6 separate regions of the Homo sapiens genome follow, and regions 1, 2, 3, 4 and 5 are each linked to region 6. A link is a loop called in an ENCODE intact Hi-C map of the cell type or tissue named here. Cell type or tissue: A673. All regions are shown on one strand. Each heading gives the region's core, and the rest is flanking DNA. Links, peaks and the distances in the headings are about the cores only. Region 1 overlaps MIR181A1HG (MIR181A1 host gene). Region 2 overlaps PTPRC (protein tyrosine phosphatase receptor type C). Region 3 overlaps LINC02789 (long intergenic non-protein coding RNA 2789). Region 4 has its middle 400 kb from the start of LINC02789. Region 5 has its middle 87 kb from the start of MIR181B1. Region 6 has its middle 310 kb from the start of LINC02789.

Evidence for each region. Hi-C counts contacts between places; a loop is a spot of excess contacts. Peaks named below come from ENCODE experiments on the same cell type or tissue, not always from the same donor. Only the 100,000 strongest peaks of a DNase experiment are listed, where the experiment ranks them.
Region 1: it touches region 6 in a loop (2.4-fold over the local background); 3 of 110 quality-filtered maps call a loop at or near these places.
Region 2: it touches region 6 in a loop (9-fold over the local background); 12 of 110 quality-filtered maps call a loop at or near these places.
Region 3: a loop joins it to region 6, with 16 times the contacts of the local background. A loop is called at or near these places in 2 of 110 quality-filtered maps.
Region 4: it touches region 6 in a loop (4-fold over the local background); 4 of 110 quality-filtered maps call a loop at or near these places.
Region 5: it touches region 6 in a loop (5-fold over the local background); 15 of 110 quality-filtered maps call a loop at or near these places.

Annotation. Positions count from the first base shown.
Region 1 is chr1:198,890,088-198,895,476 of GRCh38, forward strand. All of the region lies in intron 2 of MIR181A1HG (MIR181A1 host gene), which reads right to left. Among named protein-coding and RNA genes, the nearest start is that of MIR181A1, 34 kb to the left of the region's middle. In A673, for the core only: no CTCF peak of the experiment used is centred there; a DNase peak (open chromatin) is centred at 2,204; H3K4me3 peaks cover 1,046 bases; H3K27ac peaks cover 4,542 bases.
Region 2 is chr1:198,756,225-198,761,613 of GRCh38, forward strand. PTPRC (protein tyrosine phosphatase receptor type C) reads left to right here. Exons shown (of 33, transcript NM_002838.5): 33 at 1-1,252. Among named protein-coding and RNA genes, the nearest start is that of PTPRC-AS1, 92 kb to the left of the region's middle. In A673, for the core only: CTCF peaks have their summits at 400 and 604; a DNase peak (open chromatin) is centred at 447; H3K27ac peaks cover 1,206 bases.
Region 3 is chr1:199,158,020-199,163,408 of GRCh38, forward strand. LINC02789 (long intergenic non-protein coding RNA 2789) reads left to right here. Exons shown (of 4, transcript NR_147896.1): 2 at 3,404-3,466; 3 at 4,446-4,551. All of the region lies in intron 1 of LOC107985243 (a long non-coding RNA gene), which reads right to left. Among named protein-coding and RNA genes, the nearest start is that of LINC02789, 12 kb to the left of the region's middle. In A673, for the core only: no CTCF peak of the experiment used is centred there; DNase peaks (open chromatin) are centred at 1,972, 2,802, 3,452 and 3,972; H3K27ac peaks cover 5,000 bases.
Region 4 is chr1:199,549,826-199,555,214 of GRCh38, forward strand. No RefSeq gene overlaps it. Among named protein-coding and RNA genes, the nearest start is that of LINC02789, 400 kb to the left of the region's middle. In A673, for the core only: CTCF peaks have their summits at 952 (motif pointing left) and 2,366 (motif pointing left); DNase peaks (open chromatin) are centred at 936 and 2,326; H3K27ac peaks cover 3,371 bases.
Region 5 is chr1:198,769,419-198,774,807 of GRCh38, forward strand. No RefSeq gene overlaps it. Among named protein-coding and RNA genes, the nearest start is that of MIR181B1, 87 kb to the right of the region's middle. In A673, for the core only: a CTCF peak has its summit at 2,331 (motif pointing right); a DNase peak (open chromatin) is centred at 2,363; H3K4me3 peaks cover 292 bases; H3K27ac peaks cover 4,695 bases.
Region 6 is chr1:199,460,557-199,465,945 of GRCh38, forward strand. No RefSeq gene overlaps it. Among named protein-coding and RNA genes, the nearest start is that of LINC02789, 310 kb to the left of the region's middle. In A673, for the core only: a CTCF peak has its summit at 3,190 (motif pointing left); a DNase peak (open chromatin) is centred at 3,155; H3K27ac peaks cover 1,991 bases.

The sequences.
Region 1 (5,389 bases), core at 135-5,134, 570 kb before region 6:
TTTGTCATGTAGCAAAGGATATCTATAACTTTTAGCTGAAAGGATGTGCTTTCTTTGTTCTAAATATTTCAGATCAGTTTGTATTTAATAGAAACAGAGGCTCAGTTTGCTGTCTGGCCCAAAGTGGAGATTAATGGAGATGCTTCTGTTGAAAAGCTTTTACTTAGTGTGTATTATTACTCAACTTTGACATATTATTAGTAAAGACTTTAGAGGATGAGAACAGTGTCCCAGGCATCCTCTTTGTGTTTCCCCTAAAGTCCAATACATAAGTCAAATGATGAGTGCCCTGACGGTAGAATGGTGTGCCCATGTCTCCTTTGTGTAAGTGGATCCCTTGGCAATTAAAAGTACATCACTGGCGTTTTGTCCAGACCTCTGCAAAACATCAATGATGTGTAAAGACACCATTTTATAAAAATAATTCTGCTTTGCTGATTCTGAAAATAATTTATCTGACTATGAATGTCCAGGAACAACCCAAGATTGATACAGCATTTTTTGTGACTCATTGCAGGCTGATGAAAAGTGAATTTTAGTTAAGATAAGAAAGGCAAGCAGCATGAATGGCAAGAAAAACAATCCTAGAAAATGTGTTGTATTTTTTGTGTCCGATTTTGAAATAGCTTTTTAAAAACTTCCTATCAACGTCTTTCTAGAATCCATAATTGCTAATGGTTACAAGTATCAGCCCCAGGCAAATTGCCTAGTGAGATTTTCTGCAGCAGTGAAGGTAAACAAACCAGTCACTTTCTAAACAAACATTACTTTTATGGTTATTTAAGCCTGCAGTATACATTGGAGCATTAAAATAATATGAGAATGCACAGTATCTTCTGGTTATCATAGGAACATTTGAATAAAAGTGATCAAACGCTTAAACATAACACAGAATCAGTGTAATAGAAAGATATTATAAATACATTGCAAAAATATTTTTAACAAGAAGAGGATATTAGAAATTAGAGTCACTGAATACAAGGCATCAGAAATCACTTAAGATGAACTATTAAATTGTGTGTGATAGAAAAAGAGAATAAAAAAAGAAAGAGAATAAGAGAGAGGAGATTGAGATTTAATCACTATGAGTGTAAAATTCCAGAAGAAATAATTAAGCAAGGAGAAATATTAAATTTAATTGGAAATTAGGTCAAATAAAAATATACAATGGAAAACTTTGCCATATTTTAAAAGAATGTAGGGAAGAGGGAAAACGGAAATAAAAAATAAAATTATAAACTAAATCAAAATCATAATTAATCATATTTTTGCAGAGCTTTCCTGTGAATCAAAACAATCCTCAATCTGTTCTGTAGCAAGACAGTTTAGTTTCTTGGAGATCATTGGCAATCATTTTGATTACCAAAGTAATTGTAGGGCAGTACTAAAATCCATTTCATTCTTAATTTGATGAACAAAAGACACTAATGCTCTTAAAATGAGAATAACAATTATTTGTAGCCATTTCAAAGATAAATTTGCAGTAAATCAATCCAGCAGTCATCCCTTTGATTATTTTTAAAGAATAAGAGAAATCTGAATAAAAAATATATAGATTTATCAGCTCAAAAACACAAAATAATTTTAGGCATTTGGTGACACTAAAATGCAGTTAGATTTGCCCAACATTTAATATTTCTGCTCTTCTTTTGGAGGTCTCGATTTCTAGAAAATTAATAAGTATCTGAAAATCTCTGCTAACAGAGGTGCTACGTGGGCAAATACAGAGCAGGATGATTCTCACAATACTTACTTTCTAACTCAAATTAATTAATTCTCTTCCAATGATTTAAATAGGAGCATATTTTTGGGTAAGTCTTCTTCCGTGTTGATCATTTGAGAAAATGATGGCAGAAGTGAGTATGAGCAGAATGAGGTTTAATTCTCTAACATACTACTCTATATTTAAAATGATTAAATTTGGAATATGATATCATTAAGAGAAAGACAACATTAACACCTGTAAGTTGTTCAGATTGTGACATGTTGTACATTTGTGTATAATTCCAAAATGTGGTTGCCACAAAATAATGTGTTCACCAATATCCAAGCTTTTTGAGCTGCCAGAAAATATCAAAACAATTGGTGCTCTTTGGAATGTGTAGTTAACTTCCTGCTAGGAGAGGAGTCACAGCTGCTACAGTAGCAGTGGGTTTCCAGATGTCAAGGCTGTGAGGATAGTGAGGTAATTGCAGGAAGGAAGGGATACAATTTTGTTATTACAGATTACCCTCCCCATTGAAATCTCTGGATACAGCATTAGTATCAGTGCTTTGGATATGCACATTGTGAACTGGAGGTCTTCATGTTGAAGTGTAGAGGTCTGTGCATTTGCTTCAGTCGAAAAAGCTGAGCCAGGCTTATTAAAATTTGTGGGAAACAGAGTAAATGCTCTCAAAGCTGTATTATTGGATTTATAAAGCATCCATAAGTGTTAATATGTTTTATCAGCAAAAGTTGGTTTTATAAGGACAATAACCAAATAACAAAGTTTAGCTATAAATGTTCCAGTACTATAGCTCATCCACTGAATTAAGAGAAAACAAAATGTTTAGATACCGATAAATTAATCAGCAAATCTGCTTAAGTCCTTCTTTGTATACTAGTGACTGAGTAGAGGAAACAGATGATGATTTTTCCAGTATTCAACCTAGAAGAATTTCTTTCTCAACTTCCCATGCTATGTAGTCAGAAGAGTACAAATTACTGAAAACTCTGTTTTTCATTCAGAAGCTACAATCATGGTGCCATATTTCCATATGGGAATTTTAAACACTACAGTATTTTGACATATTTTATTGTCAAAACCAATACATATTTGTCCACACAAATTAAATTGAAATTAATTGAAGAAATTCAGTTTGATAATTTCTGGTGTTTTTTTTTTTCTGTTGAGGGGTCTGTATTACTTATTGTACTGAATGTACATATTAGCTTAAGTTTCTCTGTAAATGAATGAAATAATTGGTGCATTAGTTTCACCTAAAACAGGCAGGGTTGAGGATATTCTGAGACTTATGTGAAGTTGACAATTCTGGATTCATTCTACCAGCCATGAAGAGAGAGACTTCTCATCTCACTCATAACAGATACACCATCCTCTGCTGAAACTCTAAGCTTTTCATAGTTTTTGAGGGCAGTTACATATCACTATTGAATCACACTGAGCTATTCATGGTCAACTAATAGCCAAAAGTCCCATGTGCCATTCTTATTTCATGTCTCCCACATTCTATGGAATTTTGAAGTTAAGGCTAGAACTTTATGCCTGTCTTGCTAAACCTGACCTATTATATCTGACTAAGGCACACTGGATTGTACAATTCCAGAGAGTGCCATTCCTATCATTAACTCATAAGTGTTCTTTCTGAAGTTACACAGCCTCTATGGCCGCAGGTGGCCTTGTCTACCTTTGAATTTTGCTTTTAAATCATGGATAATTTATTCACTACAGCAGATGTCCTCTAGTTTAATTAATAATATACCTTAAATTTAATAGAATCCTATCAACGTTTAAATAAAATTATTGAATTAGCGGGGTCTTAAAGTACACGTAGGTGATGACTTATAGAAGGACAAGAGCTATTGGGTACTTTAGGGAGGGCTGAAGACTGAGGACATAAAATGATTAATTCTTTTGTGGCAGGTGAAATAAGGATAATTATGGGAAAATATAAACAAATATTGATAAAAAAGTATTTGCTAGTCTAGGAGAATGAACTTTGACTTTGTAGTAGGCATTTGAAAAAAAAAAGATTTTAGCTAATTCAAATCCCCATTTAGGAGTTGATTATCAGTTTTGTTTTTCTTTTAAGGTTTCCTGTCTTTCAATGGCATGTAAAGAATCTCTCATTAAAACAACCACTCTCCTAAGTCATTCTTTCCAGTGGTAATGCTGATGTGGTCTGTTGCAAATGAGAAAACCCAAATGAATACAATTTATTTATTTTCATCTACACCGCCTTTGCTATTTTAATAAAGAGAAAGTTCTCAAGTCAAAATAAGTTGTACCTAAAATTAAGCATGTCTCCAGAACAATGCCTCTCTATACTACTGCATCGCCGGAGAACTTGTTAGGAACACAAGTTCTCAGAAACTCTGATCATCAAGCCCAGCAATATGCATTCCAATTAACCCCCCAAGTAATGCTGACACAGCTAAAGTTTGAGAAACTTCGGCCTAGCAAATCTATGGTAGCTGAGTGTTTCTTCAATAACTAAGTTGGAAGAAATAGTGACCCAGTACTTGGTTAAAGGAAATTGTAATTTCTTTTCAATATGAACATATTCACTGTAAAAATGTTTAGTCACATTTCAAATATACTGGCAAGGATAAGTTCTCATATCCACTTTTCCCCTTTATTGCATGCCATATTATTTGTTTTCAGGGAAACACTTTACTGTAATTTAAAAGTGCAACATACAGGAACAAAGCATTGTTACCCTAAGCTCTTCATAAAGAAAAAAATTGAACTATAATCATGCCACCATTTTATTATTTAGTTACTACAAGTTGGACTATAAATCCTCCCAAGTTTAATATCTGAATTTTGATACTACAGATTCATGGTAATATGTTTAGCAACATTACAATTAATACCTGAAAGGAACTGATCCCACATCTATCCTCAGTGAACAATGCTGGGTCTACAAAAGAAAAATCTATTTTAATATTCATGGATCTAGATAGCTTATTAAAACCTCAAATTTTAAAAATATAATAAAAGAGAAATATTGGTATATTTAAATTTGGGGGCCTTCACATCACCTAGTAGAAAATTTTAAAGTAAGTGACCTGGTGAGGTGAGGTGGCTCATGCCTGTAATGCCAACACTTTTGGAGGCCAAACTGGGAGGATCACTTGAGTTCAGGATACCAAGACCAGCCTGAACAATACAGGAGGATTTCATCTCTGCAAATAATTTTTTTAAAAAATAGCTGGATGTGGTGGCACACACCTATGGTTCCACCTACAATGGAGGCTGAGGTAGGAGGATTGCCTGAGTGGGGGAGGTTGAGGCTGCAATGAGCCATAATCACGGCACTGCACTCCAGCCTGGGCAACAGAGCGAGAACCAGTCCCAAAAATAAGTAAATAAATAAATAAATAAATAAATAATCCTTAGGAGCTTTGGGAAATTATCCATGAAAGTCATAAAGAATGAAGGGCAAATTAGCTAAGTCATTCCAGGTGCTCAATGAGGAAGCCATATACACAAACACACACACTCATTAGATATTTATAAATTCATACTGAAGGGAAATCTTCAACATTTACTAAATCTTGAATTGTTCATGTAGCTTTTTTTTAACAGATAAACTAAGCTAAAAGTTACTGGTTTAACAACTTTCACCATTTTTGAAACAATAATGGATCAATTCCATATAAT
Region 2 (5,389 bases), core at 253-5,252, 700 kb before region 6:
TATTTCTATTTTTGTAGAAGTAGGAAGTGAAAATAGGTATACAGTGGATTAATTAAATGCAGCGAACCAATATTTGTAGAAGGGTTATATTTTACTACTGTGGAAAAATATTTAAGATAGTTTTGCCAGAACAGTTTGTACAGACGTATGCTTATTTTAAAATTTTATCTCTTATTCAGTAAAAAACAACTTCTTTGTAATCGTTATGTGTGTATATGTATGTGTGTATGGGTGTGTGTTTGTGTGAGAGACAGAGAAAGAGAGAGAATTCTTTCAAGTGAATCTAAAAGCTTTTGCTTTTCCTTTGTTTTTATGAAGAAAAAATACATTTTATATTAGAAGTGTTAACTTAGCTTGAAGGATCTGTTTTTAAAAATCATAAACTGTGTGCAGACTCAATAAAATCATGTACATTTCTGAAATGACCTCAAGATGTCCTCCTTGTTCTACTCATATATATCTATCTTATATAGTTTACTATTTTACTTCTAGAGATAGTACATAAAGGTGGTATGTGTGTGTATGCTACTACAAAAAAGTTGTTAACTAAATTAACATTGGGAAATCTTATATTCCATATATTAGCATTTAGTCCAATGTCTTTTTAAGCTTATTTAATTAAAAAATTTCCAGTGAGCTTATCATGCTGTCTTTACATGGGGTTTTCAATTTTGCATGCTCGATTATTCCCTGTACAATATTTAAAATTTATTGCTTGATACTTTTGACAACAAATTAGGTTTTGTACAATTGAACTTAAATAAATGTCATTAAAATAAATAAATGCAATATGTATTAATATTCATTGTATAAAAATAGAAGAATACAAACATATTTGTTAAATATTTACATATGAAATTTAATATAGCTATTTTTATGGAATTTTTCATTGATATGAAAAATATGATATTGCATATGCATAGTTCCCATGTTAAATCCCATTCATAACTTTCATTAAAGCATTTACTTTGAATTTCTCCAATGCTTAGAATGTTTTTACCAGGAATGGATGTCGCTAATCATAATAAAATTCAACCATTATTTTTTTCTTGTTTATAATACATTGTGTTATATGTTCAAATATGAAATGTGTATGCACCTATTGAAATATGTTTAATGCATTTATTAACATTTGCAGGACACTTTTACAGGCCCCAATTATCCAATAGTCTAATAATTGTTTAAGATCTAGAAAAAAAAAATCAAGAATAGTGGTATTTTTCATGAAGTAATAAAAACTCGTTTTGGTGAATTCTGTAATAGCTTATCATGAAGGTCAAACACAACCTTTAGATTGGTTTGGTTTTCTATATCTTTACTCTTTTGTCTGATTTTATATGTCTTAACTATACAGCACCGATTATTGTCCATTCAACTCACATTTATTTTGTGTCCCTACTTCTAATTATTTCACTATTGTAACATATAAAATTAACAATTAACCCTTATAGTAGTATATAGATCCTTGTGCTTATTTAACAGATGAAAAGAAGTAAATTTTACAATGAAGCCACAGTTTCTAATTTATATTAAGGTTACTTATTACATCTTTACTTATTAATGAGAAAAGGGGATTAGAATCACCAATTATGGGCACAAAAAATAAAGTTTGCTTTCACTTACCTCTTCAGTCACTCAAACTATTATGCATTCTTTTCTTTTATTGAAACTTGATCAGTTGCCATTTTCTAGATAATGTAGTTAAAATTTGCAGTTCTCATGTTCAATAGAACATTATGATGTATGCCTACTTTATCTGTTAATTGCTTCAAAATACAAATAGCAGAAAGTCTAAATAATCTACAAGCAAAGTTTTTCTTCAGAAGTTTCAATTGCAAGTAACATCTTCCAAATGTAGTTGTGTGTTTTAAATGTGTTTTCCACCTGACACTATCTTTTGAAAGATTAAAAACTACTTAGAAAATAGAGCAATAATAATTTCTATTAGTTTAAGAATCAAGCTTGAGACTTTTTTTCTACATATGGGAATTTGTTGTAAAGAAAGAGATGAAATAGTGGCTCAGAAAGCCCACTACTTTGTGAGAACATATACTAAACCGAAGGTGAGACCCATGGCACTAGAACATGGAATTATATGTCTATGATTTTTACCTGTAGAAAGAAATAATATGTGAATTATAGGTCTATGTCTATGGCCATGGGTTGCATTAATGGGGATCTGTTACAAGGTATAAAAGATTTATTTGCTAAAGTTTGGCACTGCCATTATTAATTCTAGGATCCAGTCAGAAATATTAAGCAAAAAGTTTTGACTTACAAAAGCCTGGTACACTGTAGGGATAATGTTATGAATCCAGAACATTACATTTATTGGGCAAAAAGAAACTTCTAGGTTTCTTTTAAAGTTGTTTGCTTTATTCCTGGTATTAGAATTCAATGGGAATAAAAGATACATTTAGTAAGCCTAAACTTCAGGTCCCAAGCTATTAATTGTGTACATAAGTGACAAATAAATATTTTCATTTAAGAGATATATATATTTTAATATTTTCTTGCAAGAGGAAAACTGTGTAAAGTGATTAGCTGAACATCTGTCTTTGCAAAGATAATTTTAAATGCGTTAAGCTTCCCCTCAGAATTCTTATATTTGTACAGAGAAATTTTCCTGTTTTTTTCCCTCTAAAATATTAAACATAAAATTTATTTTTACAACTAACTAGGACTGATCTTAATTTTAGATTTATACCAGATATTGGTTATAAGATGATTTCATAACACCATATTAGATCTGAATAAGTGAATGCTATTTGCTCCTAGCTAATTGCAGCATGTTTCTTGATATGAAGACCTTAAAATATATCACTTCAAAGGAAATGAATATCTGTTAAAATGAGTAGAAAAGGCTATGCTTTCAATCTCCTACACAAATTTTACATCTGGAATGATCTGAAGGTTCTTCAAAGACATTCAAAATTAGGCTTTTTTATGTCCTGTTTTAAGTGAAAATATTTATTCTTCTAAGGGTCCATTTTATTTGTATTCATTCTTTTGTAAACCTCTTTACATTTCTCTTTACATTTTATTCTTTGCCCAAATCAAAAGTGATTCCTAAATTTTAATTATATTTGTAGGACAATTAAAAGCTTTTGATAACTTACAACAAATGAATTCTTGTTTTTTGCTAAGATCCCGTAAAGAAAACTCTTCTTCTTTATTCAAACTATCCATGATTACTTTCTTCAAAATGACATGAAATTTGATTGTCAGATAAAATACAAGGCATTGGGTTACATTCGAATTTTAAATGAAACAAGAATAGTTTTTTAGTGCAAGTATGTCTCATGCAGTATTTGGGACATATTTGCACCAAAAATTGTTTCTTGTTTATTAGAAATTTAAATTTAACTTGGCATCCTATTTTTTTTAATCTCGCAGCTTTAACATGAAAGAATCAACTATATCTACTTCACTTAAAAGAACATTTGTAGTTCTCCTTGCAGAGAGAGACTTCACCTCTCTAGTTAGCTGTATTCCTAAGCATTTTATTATTTTTGTGGCAATTGTGAATGGGAGTTTGCCTCTCAGCTTGGCTATTGTTGGTTATAGCAATGCTAGTGATTTTTGCACATTGATTTTGTATCCTGAGACTTTGCTAAAGTTATTCATTATCCTGAGAAGCTTTTGGGCTGAGACTATAGGATTTTCTAGATACAGGATCATGACGGCTACAAGCAGGAATAGTTTGACTTCCTCTCTTCCTATTTGCATGCCCTTGCTTTCTTTCTCTTGCCTGATTGCCCTGGCCAGAACTTCCAATACTATGTTGGACAGTAGTGGCGAGAGAGGGCATCCTTGTCTTGTGGCGGTTTTCAATGGGAATACTTCCAGCTTTTACTCATTTAGTATGATGGTAGCTGTGGGTTTATCATATGTGGCGCTCATTATTTTGAGGTATGTTTCTTCAATACCTAGATTATCAAGAGATTTCAACATGAATGGATGTTGAATTTGATCAAAAATCTTTTCTGCAGCTATTGAGATAATCATGTAGTTTTTGTCTTTAGTTCTGTTTCTGTGATGAATCACATTTATTGATTTGTGTTTGTTGAACCAACCTTGCATCCCAGGGATAAAGTCTACTTGATCATGGTGGATAAGCTTTTTGATGTACTGCTGGATTTGGTTTGCTAGTATTTTGTTGAGAATTTTTGCATCAACATTTGTCAAGGATATTGGCCTGATGTTTTCTTTTTTTGTTGTATCTCCGTCAGGTTTTGGTATCAAGATGATGCTGGCCTCACTGAATGAGTTAAAAAGGAGTTCCACCTTTTCAGTTTTTTTTTGGAATAGTTTCAATAGGAATGGTACCAGCTATTCTTTGTACATATGGTAGAATTCAGCTGTGAATCCACTGGGTCCTGGGCTTTTTTTATTGTTGGTGGTGGTGGTAGGCTTTTATTACTGCCTCAATTTCAGAATTTATTATTGTTTTGTTCAGGGATTCATTTTCTTCCTGCTTCAGTCTTGGGAGGGTGTATGTGTCCAGGAATTTATCGATTTCTTTTAAATTTTCTAGTTAATGTGCATAGGGGTGTTTATAATATTCTGTAATAGTTATTTGTATTTCTGTGGGGTCAATGGTAATATCCCCCTTATCGTTTCTGACCGTGTTTATTTGAATCTTCTCTCTTTTCTTCTTTATTAGTCTAGCTAGTAGCCTATTTTATTAATTTTTTTTTCAAAAATCCAGCTCCTGAATTCATTGATCTTTTGAATTTTTTCATGTGTTTCAATATCCTTCAGTTCAGCTCTGATTTTGGTTATTTCTTGTCTTCTGCTAGCTTTGGGATTTGTTTGCTCTTGGTTCTCTAGTTGTTTTAGTACAAATCACTGCTCAAAGAAATCAGAGATGACATAAATAAATGGAAAAACAGTCCATGCTCTTGGACAGGAAGAAGCAATATTGTTAAAATGGCCATACTGCCCAAAGCAATTTATAGATTCAGTGCTATTCCTTATTAAACTACCATTGATATTCTTCACATAACTAAAAAACAAACAAACAAACAAACAAACAAAAAAGCCATTCTAAAATTCACAGAAAACCAAAAAAAAAAAAAAGCCTGAATAGCCAAGGCAATCCTAAGCAAAAAGAACACACTTGTAGGCATCATGCTACACCACTTCGAACTATGCCACAGGGCCACAGTAACCAAAACAGCATGGTACAGATACAAAAACAGACACATAGACCAATTGAACGGAATAGAGAACCCATAAATAAGATTGCACAGCTACAACTGTCTGATCTTCAACAAATCTGACAAAAAACAACAATGGGAAAAAGGTTCCCTTTTCAATAAATGGTGCTGGGATAACTGGCTAGCCATATGCAGAAGATTAAAACTGGACTCTTTCCTTATACCAT
Region 3 (5,389 bases), core at 214-5,213, 300 kb before region 6:
AGAAGACATACAAATGACCAATAGTATATGAAAAAAAGTTCAGTATCACTAATCATCAGGGAAATGCAAATCAAAACCACACTGAGATCTCCTCCCACTCCAGTTAGACAAAAAATAACAAATGCTGGTAAGGATGCCTATAAAGCGGAACCCTTATATGCTGTTGATGGGAATGTAAATTGGTACATTTGCTATGGAAAACAATGTGTATGTTTCTTAAAAACCTAAAAATGGAATTACCATGTGATCCAACAATCTACTACTGGGTATATATCCAAAGGAAAGGATATCAGTATGTAGAAGAGATATTTACACTCTCATGTTTGTTGCAGCACGATTCACTATAGCCAAGATATGGAATCAATCTAAGTGTCCTCAACAGATGAATGAATAAAGACAATACACAATGAAATACTAATTTATATATACATATATATGTGTGTATATATATACAGACACAAAATGAACATATATACACATTGCATATATATACTACATTATATTATATGTAGTATACAATGTATATACAATGGAACACCATTTAGCCATAAAAAATTAAATCAAATCATTCAAGGCAACATGAATGAATCTAAAGGATATTATGTTAAGTGAAATAAGTCAAGCACAGAAAGATCAATACTGCATGTTTTCCCTCATATATGGAAGCTAAAAAAGTTGATCTAATAAAAGTGGAGTATAGCATTGCATTTACTAGAGGCTGGAAAGGGTAGGAGGGAGAGGAGATAGGGAGAGGTTGGTTGACAGGTACAAAATTACAGCGTAAACAGGAAGAATAAGTTATAGTGTTCTACAGCACTGTGAGGTGACTAAAGTTAACAACATTTTATCGTATATTTTCAAATGTCTAGATGGGAGAATTGTGAATGCTTCCAACACAAATAAATCATAAATTTTTTAGGCAATGGATTTGCTAATTACCATGATTTGATCATTAGACAATGTACACATGTATCAAAATATCACACTATACCCCCCAAAATAGTACATTTCTTATGTGCCAGTTAACGTAATAAAAATGTAGGTACGGCCAGGCGCAGCGGCTCATGCCTGTAATCCCAGTACTTTGGGAGGCTGAGGCGGGTGGATCACCTGAGGTCAGGAGTTTGAAACCAGCCTGGCCAGCATAGGGAAACCCCATGTCTACTAAAAATACAAAAGTTAGTCAGGCATTGTGGTGCATGCTTGTAGTCCCAGCTACTCAGGAGGCTGAGGCAGAAGAATCGCTTGAACCTGGGAGGCAGAGGTTGCAGCAAGCTGAGATTGAGCCACTGCACTCCAGCCTGGGCCACAGAGCAAGACTTCATCTCAAAATAAATAAATAAATAAATAAAAAGTAGGTACAGAATTCCAGATCAGATGTGTGCCCCAAGAAGTGATTTAAATAATAAATTATTGTTTCATTTCTGCAACATAGAAATGAGGAGCCAGTTTCTTAGAAAAATGAAAAAGAAAAAGACTTCATTGTATGAACATTTATTTCTTGGGCTTTTATTATAGTTACATTGTAGCACTTGTGTTAAAACTCATACATTTATCAAATAACCTAATGGTCCATATAGAGCATAATGAATGCTTCACAAATTATCAAAATTCTCTTGGATAGATGAGGTGTCTACATTTACTGAGTGTTTTATTTTTATTTTTACTTTTTGTATGCCAAGGTTTGTGCTAGGTTGCTTGCAATGTATTATCACACTTACTCATCACAGCTGTCCTAATGCTAACCTCTCTTTTGAACAAATAAAAAGTTGGAGACTTAGAAATGAGAAGAGTTTGCCCAAGTTTACACAGTTAATAAAAGACAAAATCGGGATATAAGAGCACTTGCTGTTTCTTATTACCACACTATTGACAGAAAATTGCAAAATGGCAGAATTTGAAACTGAGTCTCCTGCCCCTGAGTGTGTGTTCTTTTAATTATGATTCACACATTCCTATAAGCGCCTGAATTTTTCTCATGGAGTTAAGAATTGGCAGTGAACAACAAAATGTACTGAAAAATTCATGGGCTTTTGAGTAGGAATCCCCTGAGTCTAAATCTCAACAAAGCCATTTATGAGGGGTATTATTTGGGGCAAATTATTTAATCTCTCTAAGCATTCATTTCTATCTCTGTAAACCAATAATATACATTTCATAGGTAAAAATGGAAATAAAATGTATAGCATGTATTTGATATTGTGAAAAAATGCACATAACATCCATAGCATGATATTTGGCACTTAACTGTTGATACTCGATTATATAATAGACAGTTAAGTTTTTTCAAAATTATTCTAATATTGGCATAATACAAAAATATTTTGAAAATATATATTTGCCTGAGTCTATTGAGGCAAGTTGGGGTCCAGGAGCCTACAGGATAGGGGGGTGATTTAAAAGCGAAGATAATAAAAAGAAAAAGAAAATTAGTTTCTAAAATGCAAAAAGGAGGTGGAGGAATGTAATAGCATTACAAGACAGGCTAATGTCTTGAGATAAAATTATCCAAATATGTCCTTCCTCCCTACCCTCTTTCTCTTTCACATAATAAGGACTAAACTACCACTAACATGGATGGAGTATATCCCTCCATGTCTCCATGCCTATTACAGCAGCCAAGCACTACCCAATAATGAGATAGTAAGAGAACCCAGAGAAGAGATGGTATATTACATAAGTGGGGAAACACCAAGGGCAAAGGTAGTCCTCTAGTACCTCCTCTCCCAGTCCCAGTCTAGACAGAGGGAGTTACAATCCAGATTTTGAACACTTGTGCTCCTTGATTTTCCTTCCCCTATCCCTAGGCCCTGAAAGTTCACAATCTTAATTTATATTTTTTGGTGTTTTGTTTCTGTTTTGCTTTGTTTTGTATCTGACGTTCTCTACTTGCACAAACTTTGCCACCATGTTTAAATGACTTTGCATAGGGTTGGTAGTTCCTTCCAAGGAAGGAAGGGAGGGAGGGAGGAAGGAAGGAAGGAAGGAAGAAGGAAGGAAGGAAGGAAGGAAGGAAGGAAGGAAGAAGGAAGGAAGGAAGGAAGGAAGGAAGGAAGGAAAAATTATCACAGCAAGCAGTAGGGGACCTGAGGTCTGAGAGTAAGATCTTATTAGTCATAGACAAAATTTAAAAAATACTTTTCTTAGTGTGATTAAGTATGAGTAAATTTGCAACTCTGTATAAGAATCTGTTCTCACTCTCAATTCTCTAATTCATATTTTGAATATCATTGAAATAAACTTTACATTTCAATAAAAATACTCAATTTAGGTAGTAAGAAGCATTTTGATTGGTGTTAGATGATGACTTGAAATAAGTAAACTGACTGGATTATATTAATATTTTAATTAATATTTTTCCTCTCTGAATATTTTTCTTTCCTTTCTCTTCCTTCTCTTTCAGCATGAAATCAGCTCTGTGCTGAATGCCTCAGGGAAGGAATGTGGCAGAGAACAGAAAACAAAAGTAAGCAGCCATGGCTGTATTCATTTTCTAATTAATTCACTCATTTACTCTTTCAGTATATAGCACTGCTGAGAGAATTCCAAAATGGTAGCTTTTTTCCTCCTAAAATATGTCATGTCAGCTCATAACTTACCCTTATATTCATTTATTTAATAAACAAATATTTGTGTGTGTGCTCTTAGCATGTATCAGAGTATTCTGGATGCCGGCTGCCAAAGGTAAAATGGCAAGAAGACAAAGACCCTTTTCATGTGGAAGTAGAGGGCAGATAATTTTAAAAAGCAAGGAATTGCCTTGATGTATTTTCTATGCCCAAACTAAACTCCAGAGAGGAGAAGAAACATTGCGATGTAAACACACAAAAACAGAGAGACCTGAAAGGAAAAGGATTTTCCTCAGAGAATTATCTCCCCTCAGATTAAGAGAAGAAGGCAATGATGAGAGACCTGTGGTTTCCTGCCGGGGCTGAAGGTACCTCCCCTCCATTTCCTAGGAAAGTACAGCAAAAGGAGAAAATGGCTTCACACTGCTTCTGGGCGAAGAGAACATATGCCCTCTCTCCCAAGATTTGCCCACCAACCATGCTTGGCACTGAGGCATCAGAGAGAACTAAGGGACTTGTAAAGGCCACATAGGCCAGGATGACAGCTGTCTCAGCAGCTACAGGCATGGACTCACAGCCAACAACCAAATGGGCCATCCCCAACTCCTTGGCATTAAGACCTTAATATCATAGTGAAATCCTAACTAGAGAAATGTCAGTAAGGATTGGGGCTTGGGAGTTCAGGTATTTTTTTCCCAGCAGTCTAGTGGAATTTGTTCTGGAGTCAGAAATTAGATAGCTTATAAAAATTAAGTAATATATCATAATTTTTAATTTCATAGACTGAGATATCTATTACACCAGTACGGTGCTTGGGTAATCTATCGTGGCATCTTTCTTTTTTTAATTTTGCATTTTTTAATGTTTGTATTTCAGATGGTGTTTCGCTCTGCTACCCAGGCTGAAGTGCAGTGGTGTCATTATTTCTCACTGCAGCCTCAAACTTCTGGCCTCCAGCGATCCTCCTACCTCAGTCTCCAGAGTAAGCAGAATTATCAGTGTGAGCCACTATGCCTGGCTCTGTCTTGACACTTTTGTATTTTTCAACGCCACATTGAAGCAGCTGTCAAGTCCTGTCTCTTCCTGCACACTCTGTGTGTGTGTGTGTGTGTGTGTGTGTGTGTGTGTTTGTATATTTCTCAAAAGTATTGCTGCCTATCTTAATTACTGTTTCCTTGGCTCATCTCTCCAAATTGCTACCCTAACCAAATGTCCCTGCTTCCAGTTTTATTATCTTTCAATCAATGCAATACCCAGTGCATTTTATTTAAAATCTGTATCTCACAATGTCTCTTATCTGTTTCATACCCTTTGGTGGTATCTATCTGTCACAGTTAAAAACATGACCCACAAGCCCTTCCAGGAACTGGTTTTTCTCTTCTCCAGTCTTCAGCCTTAGCTCCCTCTACATCTTTCAGTTTGGTTTCTGATCCAGCAACATAGCCACATATTTTTTTCCCAGTTTTAGATCCTTTGCTCATGTTGTTCCCTCTGCTTGGAATTACCCTCACTTTGCACTCACTTTGCCTTTGTAACTTCCACTTATGCTTTAATGTTCAATTCAGGCATCCTTTCCATCAAGATAGTCTCTGATTTTGCTTTAGTCTACTTCCTGTAGTACCACTGTAATTTATGTAATAATTACACATAACTCCATTTTATATTCTGTGGACATCTAATTATGTATCTGTCTCTGCCCACAAACTGTGAGCTCTTTGAAGGCAGGAGCCATGATCACCAATCTTTAAGTCTCTATTACCTACAACAATTTCTGGCCTAAATAGGCATTCGATTCATGTTTGTTGAACTGAATAAAATTA
Region 4 (5,389 bases), core at 118-5,117, 89 kb after region 6:
ATTACCTGAATCTATGTAGATTTTCCAGGATACTACACAGCCTATGGAGCCGAGTAGGAAGCAGAAGCACTTCTTAGGTGCAGCTGTAGCACCTCAACGTGGAGGGTGAAGTCTGGAAAAGGATATCTAAGTAGAGCTTTCAGGCACATGCAATCTTAAGGAGGTGGGCAAGGCAACAGTATCTGAGGCGGAGATGGAAAACCAGGGATCCGAAGGAAAGGAATAGCAGGTTTATAAAAGGACAAGTAAAAGGAAGACCAGGAAAATATTAGAGACAGTAAATTACAGCCCACAGCCCAATCCAGATGTCAATTTATGGTATTGCAGTAGCCACTGCATAAAGAGGTTAGTGAACTACATTTAACATGTGTGCATTTCATTTTATTTAATGATTAAGCTCTTTAATTCTTTGTGTCTATGAAAAGTCACAGTCAGAAAATCCAGATAGACTATATTAATCAGAGCACATAATTCTAGTGGTAGACATGCTTATTCCCAAAGCCTGGATATATTCCTAGAGCTTTTGCAGTGCCTTGTTGTCTTGAGGTAAGAAATATGGTTGGCTCAGCAGCATTTGTTAATTTATGTAAGAAGGAAAATGAATCACATATAAACATATGGAAATATCCAAATGCCAATTTTTTTTTAGGTTAGTTCTTTGCGTCCTCATTTTCCTTTTAGCCTGGGGTTTACATTATCAACTTTTAACATTAAACAGACTCCTTGCTCTTAGTTTTCAAATGCGTGTATGTATGTGTGTGTATGTGTATGTGTGTGTGTGTGTGTGTGTGTGTGTGTGTATGTATATATATTTCAGACTAAGTAAAATTAGTGTTTTCTTTGGACAGAAAACTGACAAAGAATGGGAAATCCTTACTTTAGAATATTGCAGTTAAGGGTCATGAACATTTAAGCAGGAGTTACTGCCATCCAGAGGCAGAAAGCCATGAACTGCCATATCCTATTACAGTTTTACTATAAAGGAAGTAAGCCAAGAAAAATGTGTAGGTTGTTGCAGTTTTGCTCATTAAATCATCAAAGAATGGAAAACTAATACCTAGATTCAAGTGTCACTGGGTTTGTGCTCCTACTGTCATCATGAATGACGGAATATATTTAGCATTCTTCAAAGCTTTCATCGTGAAGGAGAATGCAGCTTTCTGTGATCTAAGGCTAACCATTTCCATAGACTCTCCAAGCACAACAGTGTAAAACATCTTGAAAATAAACTCTTGTATATTTCTTTGAAAATATTGTTTTGAAGCCACGTGGTACCTCAATGGAGACACTGAAATTAATATTTCTAGTGGCTGATGAAGGCAGCCTATTATCCTTCAGCACAGGTAAAATATCATATTTCCTGGCTATGAATTTTCTGTTAGGACACAAGGATATCCATCATATAAATAGTGCTCAGCAACTACGTGTAGTTTTCAACAAAATATACACAGTAATTAATTTTAGCAGCATTATCCTGAAAGAGTTTGTGAAAGTAAAAAGAGTTTGTAAAAGAGTTTGCATAGCTGAAAAGTGTGCTGGAATTATACTGAGGGACCTGCTTACTATACAGGCTCAAACTTAGAGAAAATGATATGTTGTTCTTCTAACACTCTATCACTTGACATTGCGTTTTGACTGTTTAACAGTCTGTGTCTACAGCAATTCCAAAGGCCAAATTTCCCCTGGAAATAAATAAATACACAAATACATTAATTCTAGAGTCTTTCTGCTTATTTACATTTTTGTGGTAATCCAAATTCAAACCCTCCATCAATTTGAGTTTTCAACAACAGGAAAAAGTAATGACTCCAAACAGGCATTTTACATACCCTTGACAGATACAAGGGTAACTGTTTTGAATACTTTTTAAATTTTGAATACATGTACACAGACACTTACACACACATAATCACATACACACAGACAATGTGAATGATAAATTCAGTAAAAATATAGTCTGTCTGTTGATCAGTCCTGCTTCAATATTCTAACCAGCTTCTGCCTACCCAAAGGATTTAAGGGTGGAAACCTTTTGAGTAAAATAAAATAACTCATAATGGGATGAGAAAATATTATTAACTATTTTCACGCTGCCAAAAGTATTTATTGTGCATGTTAGAATATTTTTTGGAAACCTGTGCTCGAAGCTGCTAAAGGGGATATGGGTAAAACTTCACCCATTAATAGTATAAATAATTTTAACTTTAAGGAAAAAAAGCACCAAAGCAAGAAAGCCTACATTTCTGTAGTGCTATGATCCCTGTCTTAAAATCCTTTTCCACTTTTTGTTTGTCAGTATCTTTCCGTTAGACTTCTTGCATGTACAGGGTTCTCAGCGCCCTCTACTGGTTTTCTGCCTCAGGTTTAAAAAAAAGAAAAAAAAAGGGAATAAAGCAGTCATTCAAATCCTGGGCAATGGCACTCTCCTGACTAAATAGAAAGGAAAAAAAGAAAGACTTATCTATGCTGATGCTATTTATTAGACTTCTTGTTGTCTTAATAAATCACTGTCTTTAAATTGTTTATTTATTCCAATGATCAGGTGTGAGGTGGGTTGTTTCTGAGGACTTTCAAATCATTATTAAGTCTTACACTTCAGCTCCACGATAGGAGGTAGCAACATAAAACAAAGAAAAAATACTGAAAATACATTGCAAATAAAACTGACTTATTTTATATAGGCATAAACCATTTATGAGTGGCATAGGACAAGGTTTGGTGATACAAGCACACTGAATTGTTAACAGTGGTTACCTATGAAAAGAAGATCGGCATTGGAAGCAAGGGTATGGGGTGAGGGTGGGCATTTTCCCTCGTTACTGTATACATATGCATTGTTTAAAATTTTAACAGAGACTGTATTATAATCTTACCACTTCTCATCTCATCTCTTGCTACCATTTCCTTTCAGGCCATTATTACCCCTCACTAACCTCCTACCTGCTTTCCCTGCATCCTTCTTGATCTCCTACCGCTTTCCCTCCAGAGAAATCTTCATAGAACAGTCAGGGTAATTCTTCTTAAATATGATTCACAGCATGGCTTTCCCCCTGTCAAAGCCAGCCAATGGCTCCCCATCATATTTAGAATAAAACCCAGTCTCCTTTGTTCCCCAAATTCCCCCCAGATAATAATGCCTGGCCCTCAATAGGTGCTTTTGTAATGAGTATTTTAATGAATACCAAATAGATAAACAAGACTGTACTAAGGTATTATCTTAACAGTCTTTAAAAGAAAAAGTAATGAAATTGGAACAATAGTGAAAACTCGTTGCTAAATAGCAGTTCAACTTGAGTGAATTCACTTTACCTTTCTGGATCTTATTTGTCACATGGACTAAATAATGATCCTAGGTCTAAAGTTTTAATGGGCCAAGGTCTCAAGTTGTTACCCATAGACACAGACATAAACACACACTCACACACGTGCCAGCTGTGTGCTTATTATAGATGAAATCCTATCTTAAGCTGTTTTCTGATGACATTGCACTATACAAATGACAGAACTCTGATAAATATAGGTGACATTATTGAGCATTTGCTAAGTGCCAGCACTGTGTTAAGCATTTATAAATTTATTTAGAGCTTAAGATATATTTACTCATTTATGCTTCAAATAACCATTGATGTAGGTGCTATGAGTAATTTACAGATTAAGAAAATGAGACATAAATTAAATATCATTCCCAAAGTCATATAGTTAGTAGGTGACACATTGGGATACAAACCTCTTCTGTCTGGTTGCCTCAGCCCAAGTTACCCCAGACCAGTGACAGTCACCAGATGACTGCCAGATGCTGATTAGCTTTGTCTCACCAGTGTCCACCTGACACTAGGAATGGACACATCTTCCCAAGTTATACAAGAGATGGATGGATATGTGTACAAAACTGGGCTTCTGTTATAAAGAAAAAAGAGGAAAATGAATGGTATATGTGCAAACAGTAGTGTTTCTTAGAAAATGAAAACTTGTTAACATCATAAATATCCACCAGTAACAGAGGGAAAGTTAAGTAAATGATTCCATATCATAAAGATAAAATAGGATGAAGCCACTGAAAATGATAACATTGAACAACAAGAAAAATGCAGAGATACAGAAATGCAAAGAGAAAAATCAGAAAGCACTATAATTATAATTATGCGAAATTGTACATGCATATAGACAAAGAATGAGAAAAAATGTGTGTTTACTTTTTATTTTTAGACTTCTATTATTCCTGATTTATTATTGTTTGTATAGCAAAGAAGAAGAAATCCAGTAATCAACATGAATTTTCATAGCAAAGACTTGGAACCAACCCAAATGTCCAACAATGATAGACTGGATTAAGAAAATGTGGCACATATACACCATGGAATACTATGCAGCCATAAAAAATGATGAGTTCGTGTCCTTTGTAGGGACATGGATGAAATTGGAAATCATCATTCTCAGTAAACTATCACAAGAACAAAAAACCAAACACGGCATATTCTCACTCATAGGTGGGAATTGAACAATGAGATCACATGGACACAGGAAGGGGAATATTACACTCTGGGGACTGTGGTGGGGTGGGGGGAGGGGGGAGGGATAGCATTGGGAGATATACCTAATGCTAGATGACGAGTTAGTGGGTGCAGCACACCAGCATGGCACATGTATACATATGTAACTAACCTGCACAATGTGCACATGTACCCTAAAACTTAAAGTATAATAAAAAAAATAAATAAATAAAAAATAAATAAATAAAAAAATAAAACAAGAGGACCAAGAAAAAAAAAAAAAAGAAAGCAAAAAAGGAGCAGGAGTAGCTATACTTCCATCAGAAAAAATAGATTTCAAGACAAAAATTAAGAAGAGACAAAGAAGGTCATTATGTAATGATAAAGGGGTCAATTCAGCAAGAGGATATAATGATTATAAATACATATGCACCCAACACTGGAGCACCCAGATATAATAAAGTAAATATTATTAGAGCTAAAGAGAGAGATAGACCCAAGCACAGTGACGGCTAGAGATTTCAATACCCTACTTTCGGCATTGGACAGATCACCCAGACACAAAATCAACAAAAAAAATCATCAAATTTAATCTGTACTATAGAACAAATGGACCTAGTAGATATTTACAGAACATTTCATCCAACACCTGTAGAATACACATTTTTCTCTTCAGCATATGGATCATTCTCAAGGATAGATCATATGTTAGGTCACAAAACAAGTCTTAAAATATTCAAAAAATTGAAACAGTATCAAGTATCTTCTCTGACCACAATGGAATAAAACTACAAATCAATAACAAGAGGAATTTTGCAAACTATACGAACACATACAAATTAAACAATATGCTCTTGAGTGACCAGTGGGTCAATGAAGAAACTAAAAAGGAAACTGAA
Region 5 (5,389 bases), core at 244-5,243, 690 kb before region 6:
CTTGGTTTTAGTCATGTCTGAACTTTTAATTTTTTTTAGTTTTTGAGACTTTTCTAGAGAGTAAATTCAGGTTCACAAGAAAATTGAGAAGGCAGGATGATATCCTATATACCCTCTGCCACTATGTATACATAGCCACCCTCACAACTTTTTTGAAATATAAATTATATCAACCTCCAGTAAAATATTTACTACAGTTAGTTCTCAACCTTATTATCATTTTTTCTCAACCACATCACTCACAAACTTGGTTTTTTGTCTTAGAATAAATGTTGTGCTGTTTTCCCCAGCTTCCAGGATGCTTAGCTGCTTTAGTTCTCCAATGGGACTAATCATTTTCAACAATTTCACTGCATGCTTTACCCCCTGTGTCTTTTCTTCATCTTGATTCACCTTAACAGAGTTCATCCCCCAGTGAGCTTGCCACTTTGCCCCTTGTCTTTCAAGCACCTGGCACATGATGTGTTTGGGGGACATTTACTGGAGGTGTTTTAAGTGGAAGGAAGCAAGCTTTTTGGGGGCCTTTATGGTCTGCCCCAAACCCCATTTAGAGAGCAGAGTAAATTTTCATACAACACTGTGTCAGTGAGACTGGGACACGAAAGTGGGGGCTTAAGTAAGGGGAATTCAGAGAGGAACTTTAAAAAGTGACGGAATGAAGCCAAGTATACTTAGCAAAGTTGTTCTGAGGCTTCTCACTCTTGAAGATTTTTTTTTGACCTGGAGGGGAGCACCTGGCTGTAGGACCTCTTGCTTAGTTTCTTTACCCTCACTAAAAATAATTTCACACTCCACCTACCAAGTTTTAAGACAGGAAATGGGGATTGCTTTAAAGGAGCTAATAAAATATGATGCCCCAGAAGTCTCCATTGGAGTTTTTTCCCAGCAGACATGTGCAAAAATAAATGTCATTAACTTCCATCTGGATGCATATTGAACAATTTCACTGCATCAAACCAAACAGGTAGTTCTGTCATAGGACAACATATAGCACAAATAATGTAATGTTTCATGAATTTTACAGGGATACAGTGAAGTGACTTTATTACTAAATGGGCATTTAAAACATTAATAATTTTATTCATGAGAATCTATATTTTTAATAAATGAAGTTTTATAAGTATGAAATAGCTCATGTTCATAGAAATAAGCTCAAAAATAAGTGAATTTTACCAAAGGAAAGTATAATTTCTTTGTGGTATTAAATAAGAGAAGCACTTGCTTTTTCCATTGTGTAAAGCTCTTTAAAGTTGGGCTAACCCATTATAGACAACAAAGTAGATAGTCCATCCAAGTTCAGCAAAATAATCATATTTGAAGCTAAAGTTCTCCATAAAGGAACATCTCTAAATTAGAATAACTGGCTTGATGATTAACACTAAATCATTAATTTAGAAATAAGACTGATATTTAATCCTGTACAATCATCAAATCTTTAAAGAAAATGTAAATATTCCCCAAGAGGTGAGAGGCAGTGGATTCATGATAAATGCACTGTGGAAACTCTGGGCTTTGTTTATATACTTGCTTGATACTGTTCTTCAAAGTCTAAAAAGAAAATCTTGAAAGAATATTCAAACTTCTCAACAGTTCTGACCCCAATAATTTATCATCTAAAATATTAGAAGAAATAAGTCCCTGAATGCTCTCGGGAAAGTAAATCTTCTCTGAGTTGGCAGCAGGATTTCAATCTCAATCAAACTGGGTCTCCTAAGTCTTGATTTATGAGAAGTAGACAAATTTTTCTTTAAAAAAAAAACAGAAAACTTATAAGGTTCACATACAACCTAAATGAATTCTGTGGTGTTTGTATGCTAGAGATAACAGAGAAGTAAATTATACAATGATCTTATACTTTTTTATTATTCTAAATGAAATTTTTATTAATTAGTAAAACATTTCATAAGCATTCAGTTTTTAGATGTGGATTTCTAAGAGTTTTTCTATGTAAATATAATTTACTTATTTTTAAATTCCAACTCTTCCTTTCTCTAAGACCAAGTTATTAATGTTTTAAATAATTTAAATAATTAGTTTGACTAAATTTATCCTCTGAGGAAAAAAAATGAATTTGTGAAGACTGGATTTTCAGTCTTGGACACTTTTTCATCCAAAATATAGATTTCCTTTCTAAATGAATGCTGAATTAAAAGCAAACTTTAAAAAACTATGTTTTTATCAATTTATTTTTATATTTTATTATTAGGTAACATGGAATAGTAATTCATGGGAACAATCTATTTTCTCTGGGATAATTTTGTTATACTGAAATATTTTTAAATAGATGTGTTTGAATGCCTTTTATCACCTTGTTGCAGAAAACAGAATCACCACCAGGTTGCACTAAAACATTTACAATGGCTTGATTCTGATGGGGGTGGGTGGGTTTCTAAATGCTGCAACCTACATGTGCATGTCAATAAACCATACAGTACTGTCATACCTGCTTTCATTACAGGTTTTCAGGAGTATGCTGATATTTTATATTACTGAGGTTGCCTACACTTACTTAAGAAAAGTACTTATAGAATAAATCAATTATATTCTTCCTGGGGAAAATATTTTTTTTTTCTATACTGTGTTTCATACAATCTTCCCAAAGTGGACCAGCCTGGTATCGTTACTTACTCTTTATTGAAATCCATTCGTAGCTCACTGACGACAGCAGGCAGTCCTGGGAAGTGAGTGCCTTTTTAGAGTCAGATATTCCACTTGTAGATTTCTTACTCTAATTTTTTCAGCCATATACCTTTCTTCATTTCACACAACACTAGCAAGCAAAATCTATCTATCTATCTATCTATCTATCTATCTATCTATCTATCTATTTTTTATATATATGTATATGTAGATTATATATTTTTTCTGTATTTTATATATATATATATATAGAAAAAAAGCTACAGTTTGGGTCATATTTTTCTTTGACCCAAATCCAAACAGTGTTACAAAGGCTTTATGTATCTTGAGACATATAAAAATACATTCCCTGAAGTTCATTTATGTAATGTACTTTAGGCTATGTGGAAGACTCAATAAAGAGTCTTCTCTGCCAAAATATTTAGTTAGCAGTATCTTAGTTAGATGACAGATTAAGTTCATGTAAATTTAGATACTCCAACATCTTCTCTGGATACATTTTGAAATGAAAGAATTCACTAAATAACAAAATATAGTGGTAAACTAGACATATTTAATAAAAATACTATAAGAAATATATATTTTAGAAAAATGTGTATGCACAAATCTGTGTTTATAATTTAAAAATTAGAAACAGTTATGATAACTCATAGTAACAATATTTCCTTACTAGAAGCCATTTCTGTCTTCCTGCTAGTTGTGGTCTTGTTTTTGTACATTATTTTCCTTGGGCCCCAAGCTTATCTCTGCTGGACTCTTCATCTTTAGAGGTTATGCCTCTCACAATGCTGGCTTTAAGGTCCTCTCTGAATCACTCAAAAGCTGGGGTTTGCAAAACTCAAATATCTTCAGAGGTTAGGAAAATAACAAAAACAAATGAAAAAACTTGATAAAATATTAAGTGGTGGCAGCTTCAAAAACATAGAAAATATATACTTTACTGAAAAGTACTCAAATTCAATTATTTTAAAAACATGGTTCTGGCCTGACAAAACACAGCAGCCTGAACGTTGGCCACCTCAACACTATATTTTACCAGTCCTATTTCCATTGTATAAAACTGTTGCTGTTGGTCTGCTGGGTTACTTTTCTCTTTATCTGCCTCTGTTGCTTGCATTTGTATACTGTAAGTTCCATGTTGGGAGGAGGAAGAGCAGGAAGAAGAGTAGGAAAAAGAGGAAGAGGAGGAGGAAGAAGAAAATGAAGAGGGAAGAGACAGGATCTCCCTTTTCACTCCAGGGAAATAATGACTCTTTTGCTCATTTATATTTACCACTTGAGACATCACCTTAGTCTGTATTGGGCTCAGTTTCCCTATACAACATTTTCCAAGATTTCTGTTTAACTTTGACATTTGCTTATATCCATTCCTCTTACTGTGCGGCTCCCCGCCTCTAAGAGTAATTACTCAGGAGATCTAAAACTGTCTCTTAAGGCAAAGCTTCCCAACCATATGAAGGAGGCCCTTGTATACTTTGACATTGATCCTCATATCCCTCACCTTGTTCTGAAGCCACGGGAACCTTGAGGTTACCTGCAGGGATAAAGAAGGCTCGCACAAGAATTAGATCTTCTCCTGCATCCTCTTTACTCTGCTGTGTCTTTTTGTTGAGACAGAGTCTCTCCCTCTGTCACCCAGGCTGGAATGCAGTGTCATGGTCCCTGCTCACGGCAGCCTCAACCTCCTGGACTCAAGAGACCCTCCCACCTCAGCTTCCTGAATAGCTGGGACTACAGGCACATGCCACCACATCTGTCTATTTTAATTTCTTTATTTTAAGTAGAGATGGGGTCTCCCTATGTGGCCCAGGTTGGTCTTGAACTCCTGGGCTCAAGTGACCCTCCTGCTTCAGCCTCTCAAAGTGCTGAGATTGCACGTGTGAGCCACCATGCCTGGCTCCAGTATGTCTTCTAACTACTTCATTTACTCAGAGCTCTTGAGGTGAACAAGTTTGGAAAGTACTACCTTATGAGAAAATATGGCCCCTTAACCACATGGTCAGTTATCATTTTGGTCAAGTGTTTGTCATCTGCAAAACATCTTCACAGGATTGATTAATCTGTCCTTATGACCTGTATTGACTTCAGACTCACTATCACATATCTGTGGCATCTTTGATTTATAGATCCCAAGAAGGCAGACTCTTATTTTATAGAGCATATAGCCTATCTACTTTGTGTGCTAAGAAGGACCAGGGGGAGAAAGAGGACTGTCACCAGGAGGAATGTGTCCCAGAGAGGCAAATCGTCTTTTCTTATTTCCCCTAGCTTTCTTCCTTTCTTCACAGCTTCATGGGAAAAGGCAAAACATCCTTGATTTTTATACAAACCCTTTCTCTCCTTTTCAAACTGCTGCTGTCCCAGGAGAGGTAAATTCTTTTTATTAATTATAAGTACTTTAAATTTTCCTTCATGTACTATTTGTGACTAGCGGTTTGAACCAACTGGTTTTGCAGCTTGGGGTTTGGACCTTTCATTGCTTTTGTGTTTGTAACTCTTCTGCCCATTAATTTAGGGTTTTCTTTCCTGTCCTGATGCTTTGCCTGTTCTCCTTACTCAGCTAATTTTCTGCTGCCTCACTTGACTACACGCATTAACATCTTACAGTTTAAATATCCAACTTTCTACTTCTTTTGTGCTTAATCCTGACTCTGACATTCAACTATTCCCTGGTCTTGTTGAATTGCCTCCTTTCAGCCTATTCTGACCCTTTCTTACTAAATGATCTTGTACTACTTTCTGGTTTCCC
Region 6 (5,389 bases), core at 272-5,271:
TTATGTATTATCTATATATAAAGTATGTGTTTTATAAATATATAAGTATATTATAAATGTGCATTAATAAATGTATATTTATTTATATATTCATAGAAAAGAGGCAAGTGTGTATATTCATAGAAAAGATATCAAAATATATAGAATATTCTCCTTTTTGTGAATATACAAATAAATTGTTAGTCCTACTTATGCTAGTTGAGGAATATATTGTTTCTTAAGCTGTTTTATTCCCCCTTAGATATTAAACATTTCAATATTATTAGAAGTACATATTTTTGAAAAGATAATTTTAATTTTTACCTGTAGCCATTATGCAGTAACTGTTACTGAATTTTCTTCATAGAAAATGATTAGAAAACTGGACTAAACATGAAACAACAGTTTATAGGCATCAAACAAGCACCACACGTCTAAAAGAGGAGAGAGAAGCGTGAGTCCTAATACTGCCCTGGCTTCCTGTTTGTAAGCACTTTCTAGACTACAGTGCAAAAATGCAAAGCCCAGGCAGAACATGTCTCATGTAGCAGAAGACACAGAAATCAGAGTTTGGGGAAGTCAACACGGCTGGAATTTAAAAGGCAGAGTGCCAGAAAAGAGATATACAAAGAAATAAAGAAATACAGAACTATGCATAGAGTTGAGGCTTTGGCTGAACACTAAGCTGAGCATGAATAAGGAGAGAGACTCCATGAGTTTGAACAAGGAACTACCAGGGAAGTAACAACCACTGGGAGTTGCTGAAACAGGACTGGAAGTTGTTTCAATTCTGACCAAAATGAAAACTACTTAATTAAATCCCAGTGCATTTAGTAAAGACTCCAAAAAGAAAATCTTAGTAGGGCTAAACTAGATCTAATGTACAGACTGCTATAGAACCTTCCTAACAGAGCTAAAAAATAAGCTTTGAAAATTAGATGGACCTGTAAGTAATGTAATGTAACTGCCTTCCAAACAAACAAGAAACATCTAGCTCTTTAAAAGAGAAAAATATCCATATCATCAACAATATAGTATTTATAATGTCTAGCATTTGACCAAAAACTATCAGACATGTGAAGAAAATAGGACTCATTTTAAACAGAAGAAAAATATCAGTCACTAGAAATACACCCAAATATAATGAAAGTAAACAATTTTTAGAAGTAGTTTCAAGGACTTAAAGAAAAAGATAAACATAATGAGACGGAAAAAGAAATATTAAAAAAAAAACAGAAAGAACCACTAGAGCTAAAAAAAAAAAAAGTAGTACTCAAAAAACATACTGGATAGAATTAATAGGAGATTAGACATTTCAGAAGAAAATGTCAGTTAATTTGGAGATGTTGCAATAGAAACTATCCAAACTGAGGCACATAGAATAAAAGGTGAACTGGAGAAAATTAACAGAGATTTCATGAGCTCTGGAACAACATCAAGTGGTCTGAATTTACTTATTCATAACAGGAATAAAAGAGAGGACATCACTACAGATATTATAGACATTTAAAGGTTAACAGATATTGTGAACAAATGTATGCCAATAAGTTTGACAACTTAAATAAAATAAACAGATTTGTTGAAAGACACTAATTATCAAAACTGACAAATAGGACATAGAAACTTTGAACAGATCCACATCTATGAGGGAAACTGAATTTGTAATATAAACTTTCCTTCAAGTTAAGTCCTGATCCAGGTAGACTGTCTGAATTCTATCAAACATTTACATAGTACACAGATCTTTCACAAACCCTTTCAGAAATCAGAAGAGAATAAAACATTCTCAACTTATTTGCCCTGAAAAACAGAGTGAAAAATTAGAAAAAAATAAAATTAGGAGTAGACATCTGCAAAATGGCAGAATAGGAGGTAACCCTCTCACATCCCCAAACAACAACAAAACTTTTGCACTTATCCACAGACAAAGGTCTCTCTGCTGGAGCCTTAGGATTCAGATTGGAAGTTGTGAAATCTTAGTGGAGCCCAAGATCTAAAAGTGTCATTTTGAGAATGCAGACTGACACCCAGTTGGCTGATCTACCAATTACGCTCCTTGGTTCAAGTCTGAAAACAGCCTCATTTCCCAAAGGGCTTGGCTACAGCCCCATATGGCCTTCAGCATGCAACAAAACCATCAGCCAAGCTGTCCAGGAGAAACTGCACACACTAGTACCTTGTGGAGAGGCTTATCTGTCCACTGACATCAGGGTCAGCAGTGAATGTGAAAGTTCCCCTGTAGCTTGACCCCAACCCCCTCAGCTGAGGTCCCAGCTCAGAACTGCTAATATAAGGACCTAGAGGGAAATATGACCATATCTCTCAGCTCAAGAGTCTGAGCCTCCATGATGGGCTTGCCAACATCTGTCCCATAACAGATCTTGAGCATGCCTTGTCTTAGTTCCAGTCCTTCCTGCTGCAGTGGGGAAACAATCCTATCTGTGCACAAGCATGCTGGAAAATTCATACCCACACCCATCTAAGCCAACAATATTGGCTCACCACTGTCATCTCACAGAATATCCCAAGGAAGCCCAGTCTCAGCTTTGGCCCTCCCACAGCAGTTGGATAACTGTACCATCTGTTTAAGAACCTGCTGGGAGAAACATGCGCCTCTGAGCCAATGAAACTGGGCTCTCCAACCTCCATCCCACAGCAGATTTTGAGGTGGCCTAGTCTCAATTCTGGCTCCACTTATGCTAGTTGAGAAACGACCCCTCCTGTATAGAAATTTACTGGGAAACACACGCTTGTCTGAGTCAATGAGACAGGCTTGCCAGCAGCCATCACATAGCAGGTCTTGAGGGGTCCTAGTCTCAGCTTTGGACCCTCCTGTTACAGTCAAGGAAATACCCCTACTTGTGCAGGGTCCTGCTGGGAGACAAATACCCATTTGAACCAACAAGATGGGCTCACCAGCCTCCATCCCACACAAGATCCTGAGGGGGTGCAGTCTCAACTCCATCCCCTCTGCTGCAGTCAGGGATCTATCACCTGCATAGGGCCTGCTGGGAGGCACATGTGTCTGGGCCAACAGGACACTCTTCTGGGGGCAGCTCCATGACCAGCTTTTCCACACAGCCCCAGTACGCTCTTTGGGTCTTCCCTAGGTACATTCAGGCCAGAGAGCCACATCAACCTTGGAGCTCTCACAAGACTCACAGCAAGCCTGGGATTAGAGCACCCTCTAGTGCTAAGACAACTGCAGTTATCACATGCTCAGAAAACACAGTTATTACAGGCTCAGAGATCTGCTTGGAATCTCTGGAAAGCCTCTGAATAAGGACTGATATAAACAAAGCCAGACTGTAAAGAATGGAATAAATACCTAATCCTTCAATGTGCAGACATTCTCACATGTCTGCAAACATCAGAAATATCCAGGGACTATGACCTCACCAAATGAAAAAAATAAAGCACCAGTGACTAATCCAAAGTGATAGAGATCTCTCAAATAAAATAGCTGTTTTAAGGAAGCTCAATGAACTTCAGTAAAACTCAAAGAAACAATTCATGAATTTTTCAGATAAAATTAACAAAGAGATTGAAATAAAACAAAAACAGAAATTGTGGAGTTGAAATACATAATGGATGAAATGAAATGAAAAGTACAATAGAGAGCATCAACAGCAGACAAAAGAATCAATGAGCTTGAAGTCAGGCTATTTGAAAATACATAGAGAAGAAAAGAGAATAAAAAGTAATAAAGAAGGTTTATGGGATCCATGAGACAACATTAGAAGAGCATATAGTCAGGAAGAGAAAGCTGGAAAAGTAAAGGTGTAAAAAGCTAAATCAAAGAATTAATACCAGATAACTTTCCAAACCTAGATAAATCTATAGATATTCAGGTATAAAAAGGTCAATGGTCACCAATTAGATTGAACCCTGTATTAGCTCATTCTCACACTGCTATGAAGAAGTATCCAAGACTGAGTAATTTATAAAGAAAAGAGGTTTAATTGACTCACAGTTCCACATAGCTGCGGAGGCCTCAGGAAACTTGCAATCATGGCAGAAGGCACCTCTTCACAGGGTGGCAGGAGAGACAATGAGTGCAAGAGTATTAATAAACTTAATAGATACATTTAACATTTAATGGTAACTGCCATAAGCTTGTTTAGGAGCAAACTTTCTAAACTACTAGAGAAAATAGCTGTTACTGTAACGCAGGTGTGGAGTGGTTATATTAGTCTGTTCTCACACTTCTATAAAGAACTGCCCGAGACTGGGTAATTTATAAGGAAAAGTTTAATTGACTCACACTTCTGCATGGCTGGGGAGGCCTCAGGAAACAATCATGGCAGAAGGGGAAGCAAGCGTATCTTACATGGTGACAGGCAAGAGAGAGTGCATGAAGGAGGAACTGTCAAACACTTATAAAACCATCAGATCTTGTGAAACTCACTCACTATCACAAAAACAACATGGCGGAAATTGTTCCCATGATCCACCTACCTCCCACCACGTTCTTCCCTTAACACCTGAGGATTATGGGGATTAAAATTCAAAATGAGATTTGAATCATGGCACACGTTGCTATACCAAAACACTTTAACAAGAAAGAGCACCATAGATTTATTTAATCAAAGTTTTACATGACATGAGAGCATTCAGACTTGAAGACCCAGAGACCTAAAGTAAACTATCCATTTTTATGCTTTAGGTTCAATGAAGCATGGACAGTGTGTAGAAATGTGACGAAAGGGTATGAGCTAATGCTAATAGACAGTGCAGAAACTTAGCAAGGCTGGATTTTTCTTGGCCTTTCTGTGGAGCATTTTTTTCCTCCTGGGTTTAGGGCAGGACCCCTTCTGAAATAGGGGTTTTATAACCTCTATCAAACCATGTAGTTCAGAGAATTTCTTTATGGCCAGTTCTTACAAAGAAAGGTAGGCGAAAGTTACAGAAATATTTTTAGATTTACGGCTGGCTTTGGGGGGAAGGGGTTCTGGTTTCTATGACTGACACTGGTGAAGAGGAATTCTAGTATCTATGGCTAGCCTCAGGGGAGAATGAAGGAAGAGAGACAGGAGGGCAGGACAAGGTCAGAGGAAAACTTGGCCTCTAAGGCTGCTTCTGAGGCCTTTACTTTGTGGTATCATTTCCTGAGCCCCAACAGTAACCATACACAGAAAAAAGTGGGAGGGAGTGGAAGCATAGGAAAGCACATGAAAAGTGTGAAAGTGTAATAGATCAGTAATTCACATATTTAAAGATACTTAAGCGATATCTCTATACAATGTTAACAAGAGACACACCATATAGCAATAGAAGTTAGAACTAAAAGAACAAATCAGCAAATAGTAATAAATCATATAGCATTATTAATATGGTATAAAATAAAACCAATGCAGAAAGCTAGATCTTATCACATTTCATAAATTGTATCATTTACCACAATACAAAT